Regions from separate parts of the Homo sapiens genome. Here region 1 is linked to region 2. The links are chromatin loops, found by intact Hi-C in ENCODE. Cell type or tissue: dorsolateral prefrontal cortex. All regions are shown on one strand. Each heading gives the region's core, and the rest is flanking DNA. Links, peaks and the distances in the headings are about the cores only. Region 1 overlaps UNC5B (unc-5 netrin receptor B). Region 2 has its middle 15 kb from the start of PCBD1.

Region 1 (2,892 bases), core at 1-2,500, 380 kb before region 2:
CAAGAGTGGGGGTGAGGGGGCAGTGAGGGCCCAGGACAGGTTTGATCATAAACAGAAGAAGGGCAGTTCTACCTGGGTCCACGCCATAGTCGTGGCAGTGAGGCAGGGCCTTGGTGGGACTATAGCACTGGACACTGTACAGCTCTGGGGTTAAGAGCACCATTTGCCAGCTGGGTGGTCTTGGGAGGGGACTTACCACTCAGGGACTCAATTTCATCAACTGCAAGATGGAATTGAATAGCACCTACCCCATAGGGATCCATCGCGAGGATTACATGAGTTAGCATGTGTAAGGTGCCGAGAACAATGCTCAGAGGAAGTTGAGTTAAACTAACTAAATAGGTGCTAGCCAGGAGTATCTGTCTTCATCATTAACTCCTCCCAGCTCTGCTAGCCAGGAAGAAAAGCCTGGGAGGTGATACGAAGAAGGTCCCCGGGTCTGGCAGACCTGGGTCCAAACCCCAGCTCTGCCACTCACCAGCTGCCTCACCCTAGGTGGCCACTGGGCCCCTCCCAGCCCTGCTTCCTTGCTGTGGGATGGAATGGTAACATCCACTTTGCAGGGTTGTTGCAGAGACCAGCGTGCTAAGTGCCTAGCATATATGGGCCAGGGGTATTTGTCTGAGCCCACTACGCAGAGGAGGGTTTGGGCTGGGAGAGGCTGAATGATGAGTGCATGGTTTTGGGATCAGAGAGGGCTGATCCCAGGCTGGAAGTCAGGGTCCTGACTGCCCCAGCCGTCCACTCTGCTGGGCAAAGCTGAGATGCAGCTCTAATCCCTGGACCACCAGTGCAGGGAGTATGTCTGGAACATAGGTAAGGATGGCGAGAGAGGACAGCAATCCAAAGACTGTGGTTTCAGGAAGGGGTGATCAGCTCGTGGGGGAGAACACACTCACACACACGCATGATGGGATCCTTTCGCATCCAGAAAGCTGGGGCCTTGGGTTCTGGGTGGGGCAGGAGATAGAGACTGAGCTGGAGGTCTACCTAAGGAGCCCCTGAGTTCTGGGGATTTCTGCCTTAGCCACCCCATCCCGTGGGGTTATGCCTGTGGCAGACCCAGCTGGGATCTGGCATTGCTGCGTTCGACAGAGGTAACAGTTCTCTTCTCTGTGCTAAGCCTCGATCTCATCTGCGAAAGGGGCAGGGCTCTGGGAGACTAGCACCATGGCTGGTGGTAAATACCATGCCTGCCTGGCTTCTGCAGGCATGGCCACAGGGCCGTGCTCAGTGGTCCCTACGTCCCCGCTCACCTCGGCCACAGGCACCCCCTCCGGCGGGCGGCACTGCAGGAGAACCTCATGGTCCAGGGGCACCTCCTTGCCCAGAGGCTCCTGATCGAAGTTCTTGCGCAGGTCTGGGAGAAGCGAGAGGGTCCCAAGGCAGTCAGGTGCGGGCAGGATCAGAACCTGATGTGCTACACTGTAGCCACTGGGTGGCAGTGCAGACCCAGGGTACTGTTGATGGGCCCACCTGGCCTTTGCCTGGGAAATTTCCTCTTCTCCAAAGGAGGGGTCTCACTAGGCAGACTTGGGGGAACAGGGTTCCCTCCCTGACTCTGGGATCCTAAGCATATAGTGGCTCAGGATGGGGGAGGAAGCTGCCAGCTTCTTTTATACAGAAGTAGATGAAAAGAGGCCTAGGTTCTGGGTCTAGGAGCCCTCTCTGAGCTGGCATCCATGTGCTGGGATGTCTCTGCCGTGGGCATCCTCAGCCAGGGATGCTGGAGGAGGCCCCACAGATGTGAAGTTCCCTCTCCAGCATCCTCAGGGATGGGGAAGGTTCCTGCAGGGACAGGGTGGGGGTCAGGGTGGCGTACAGGCGATGCGGACGTAGGCTCGGCGACTCTTGGTGGTGCCCGCGGAGCTCCAGGCCACGCACTGGCACCAGTAATCCTCCAGCCCAAAGAGCTCCTCCACCTGCTGCCGCGACACCTCGATCTGCACCTCGCGCACCCGCAGGCCTGGGAGGAGAAGAGAGAGCCGTCAGGGGGCAGGGGCAAAGCAAGGATGTGAGGCACAGGACACCCCCGGCCTTCCACCTCGGATCCTGCTGGCACTCTTGCCCAAGTGCCTTTCCCTCCATTCCTCTTGTCTCCTGTCTCCACCCTGGCTCAAGCTTCATGGCCACTCACCTGCACATTGCAGTGGCTAACACAAGCCCTCTGCCCCACCAATGCATCTTCTACCTGGCAGCTAGTGTCATCTCCAAAATGCACAAGTGGTGTGTCATTCCCCCCGTTATGAGACCCTTCATGCGGGGTCTCAGTGGCCTGCAGGCGGGTAGGGTCATCCCCAGGAGTGGCTCTGAGCTGCACTGTGCATCCACCATCCCCATCCCACTGCAGCCTCACCGGGTGTCTTCCAGGCCCTCATGTTCCCTGGCTCTGCAGCCACGGGGCCCTTGCACATCAGTCCCCTGCCTGGAATCTTCTGTCTCCTCTGGGCCTGGTGGCCTCCCAGTCCCTGCCAGATTTCGGATCAGCCTCACTTCCCGAGGAAAGCCCCCTCCACCCTGCGCCTCCCCGACAGCTCTCCCAGCACTGCTCGGCACTCCCACCACTGTGCCCGGAAGTTCGTCTATGCAGCAGTCACTCCCCTACCCAGCTTCGTCTCCTCCCAGCACCCACCATTAGCTGGACTCAGATTATTTATGGACGCATTCATGTGTTAAATGTCTGTCTCCTGCAGGAGAACAAGATGGGGCTTTGTCCTGCTTGCTGCTGTGGCCCAGGGCTTGGCACAGAAAGGGGGCTCAGCACGTGCAGAGGTGGGATGCCTGCTCTCCCTGGTCACTACTCAGGCCCTGTGGGCCTGGAGCTGAGGAAGTCCCTCTCCCAGGGAGCCCCTGATCTCTCAATGGCTCCCCGGTCAGGGCCTGGGAAACTCC
Region 2 (2,904 bases), core at 131-2,630:
TGCTCTGTTATTTCTGCTATGTCACTCTGAGCGATTTAGTCTCTCTGAGCCATAGTCTCTTTGTCTGTAAAAGGGGGAGATAATAGAATCGCCTTCGTGGGGCATTTGTGAGGATTAATTAAGACTGTGTGCAGAGTGTCTGGCACTTGGTAAGCTTTCCACACCTCCTCCCTCCACAGCTCAGGCTTAGCTAAGTCCACGTCCCCACTGCTTCTCCCCCAGACCCTCATCAAAGTTTCCTGCTGACGCCCTGCCTCACCCCTTCTCCCCCAGCTTCCTCCTCCACTCCCTGCCAGGGCAACCCTCCTGCAATGCCAATCTGAACCTGGCCATTCCTGGGCTTGAAATCTGTCAGTCCTGGTATGGCATGAAGTGAAAGAATGACATGCATAGGCTGGGCGCGGTGGCTCACGCCTGTAATCCCAGCACTTTGGGAGGCCGAGGCGGGAGGATCACGAGGTCAGGAGATCAAGACCATCCTGGCTAACGTGGTGAAACCCCGTCTGTACTAAAAATACAAAAAATTAGCCGGGGGTAGTAGCAGGTGCCTGTAGTCCCAGCTACTCGTGAGGCGTGAACCTGGGAGGTGGAGCTTGCAGTGAGCCGATATTGTGCCACTGCACTCCAGCCTGGGTGACAGAGAGAGACTCCATCTCAAAAAAAAAAAACAAGAAAAAACAATGGTGTGCACATTGTTCAGGTGTTATCATAGTAGTGCAAGCCTGTGTTTTTAAAGAGTCTCTCATTTTTAGAGATATACACTGAAATATTTAAATATAAAATGCTATGTGATTTGCTTCAGAATAATCTGAGGGTGGGAAGGAGTGGGCGGCCGAGACCAGCCTGGAAACTTCCTGGTGGAGCTGGCTGGTGCGTCTGTGGGGATCGTTATGCCAGTCTCCCTTCTTTGGTATGTTTAACAATTTCTATCTATAAAAGGTTTGTACAAATGTGGAGGGAGAATGGATGAGAAGCTGGTAGATCTCTGTTGGTGCCAGGTGCTGGGTACATGGGGGTCCATGAACTCTTCTCTGTACTTGGTGCCTATTTGATAGTTTTCATAAGAAATTTTTTTTTTGTTTTTTAAAAAGGAAATTCTGTCTGTTCTCCCTGCTGCACCAGAATGGAGTTCATGCATGTGGCTCCAGGGCCCCCCACGAGCCATGGCCAGTCACCCCAGCCCCTTGCACCCTGTGCTCTAGGATCCAGGACATAGCCAGCAACCAGACATGCCCGCGGTCACACCTCCATGCCGCTTGCTGTGCCCCCTCAGAGTGGCACACCTCACAACCCTGTCAGCCGAGAAGGCAACTTCTTCTCTTGCTTCAGCTTAAGAGTTGCCTCCTCTAGGGAGCTGGTCCTCATTTTCCTCCGGCCTCCCCCTAGGCAGAGCTGCCCACTGCCTCCTTGAAACCCCCACAATCCCTTCGGCCTGGGACACTGCGGACACAGGCTGCAAGGGGTGGGGCTCGTCTTAGTGCACCCAGGTCCCAGCACGGGGCCTGAAGCTCAGTACCTGTCCACTGAGGATTGAAAGGTCTCACCTAACTCAGGACTGAACCTTGACTGAGCCCCCCACAGAATGGGTCTCGTTTCCTGAGGTGGCCCTGCCCCCTTCTGGTGGACAGAAGTGTTGCAGGGAAGGCGGAAAGCAAGTTGGGCCAAGTCCAAGTCTACTTCCTTCATGGAGCAGAGCTGGGAACTGGGCTCCCCAGGGGAACCTACACAGAACCATGCAGAGCCTGTCGCCATGAGCCTCTCCAACCTCTTCAGTGCTCTCAGGTCTTCACTTAGAGGAGCACGCCACAACCTCGCAGACTGGCTGGCCTTTGCTCAGCCACCTTCTCTGCCCGGGTGCCCATCCGGGTCATCCCCCCCGCCCAATCTTGCCTCTGCCTGGCCAGCTCCTAATGAATCTTCAAGCTTACTCTAAGCACCCCCTCCAATGTGAGTGCTTCCCATGTGTAGAGTTGTTGTCACTCCACTGCAGCCTGGCCTCACGGCCTCTGTTAGAGCACTTGTCACCTGTAGCATTGGTGTGATCATCTCCTTCCCTAGATCAGAAGGTCCCTGAGAGAAGACACTGGTTCTCAGCATGGCAGGGACACACTAAGAACTGAAGTCATGTGTTGAGTCTCTACCACTATTGCCAAAAGCTCCTTCTGCCCTTCTCTGACGGGAAGGCAGTCTGGCCCATCAGAGAGGAAGAGGTGGCAGGTTCTGCCTCCCTAAGGAGGAAACTGGAACTTACCATTTCTGATGTCTAGACCTGTGCTGCCCAATAGGGTAGCCACTAGTGACTTGTGGCCACTAAGAACCTGAAATATGCCCTGTGACTGAGGAATTTATTTTGATATTTTATTTAATTTCAATTCATTTTAATTTACATTTAAACACTGATAAACAATTTGACATGTAAATCTACTTTTTCAACCATAAATTTTACGAAAAATAAATGCGGATCAAGTGTTTCCAATAAAAATTTAGTGTTCAAATTAAGGTGTGCCATAGGGTAAAATACATAGTGGATTCTGAAGACTTATATGAAAAAAGAGAATGTAACAGCTCAATTTTATATCAATTACTTGTTGAAATCATAACATTTTGGATATATTGGGATTAAATAACATGCAGTAAATTAAAAGCAATTTCATATATTTCTCTTTACTCTTTAAGAATGTAGCTATCTGGCCAGTCGCGGTGGCTCATGCCTGTAATCCCAGCACTTTGGGAGGCCAAGGTGGGTGGATCACCTGAGGTCGGGAGTTCGGGACCAGCCTGACCAACATGGAGAAACCCTGTCTCTACTAAAAATACAAAATTAGCCAGGGCTGGTGGCGCATGCCTGTAATCCCAGCTACTCAGGAGGCCTAGGCAGGAGAATCGCTGGAATGCAGGAGGCGG

The links. A loop is a pair of places that touch in the nucleus more often than their neighbours do. Peaks named below come from ENCODE experiments on the same cell type or tissue, not always from the same donor. Only the 100,000 strongest peaks of a DNase experiment are listed, where the experiment ranks them.
Region 1: a loop joins it to region 2, with 6 times the contacts of the local background. A loop is called at or near these places in 57 of 110 quality-filtered maps.

The regions. Positions count from the first base shown.
Region 1 is chr10:71,283,794-71,286,685 of GRCh38, reverse strand. It overlaps UNC5B (unc-5 netrin receptor B), which reads right to left. Exons shown (of 17, transcript NM_170744.5): 3 at 1,823-1,966; 4 at 1,257-1,360. Among named protein-coding and RNA genes, the nearest start is that of SLC29A3, 34 kb to the left of the region's middle. RefSeq lists enhancers at 717-1,216, 1,213-1,282, 1,217-1,718. In dorsolateral prefrontal cortex, for the core only: CTCF peaks have their summits at 1,224 and 1,423 (motif pointing right); a DNase peak (open chromatin) is centred at 1,435; H3K27ac peaks cover 385 bases.
Region 2 is chr10:70,902,203-70,905,106 of GRCh38, reverse strand. No RefSeq gene overlaps it. Among named protein-coding and RNA genes, the nearest start is that of PCBD1, 15 kb to the right of the region's middle. RefSeq lists an enhancer at 945-1,493. In dorsolateral prefrontal cortex, for the core only: CTCF peaks have their summits at 1,404 and 1,604 (motif pointing left); a DNase peak (open chromatin) is centred at 1,626.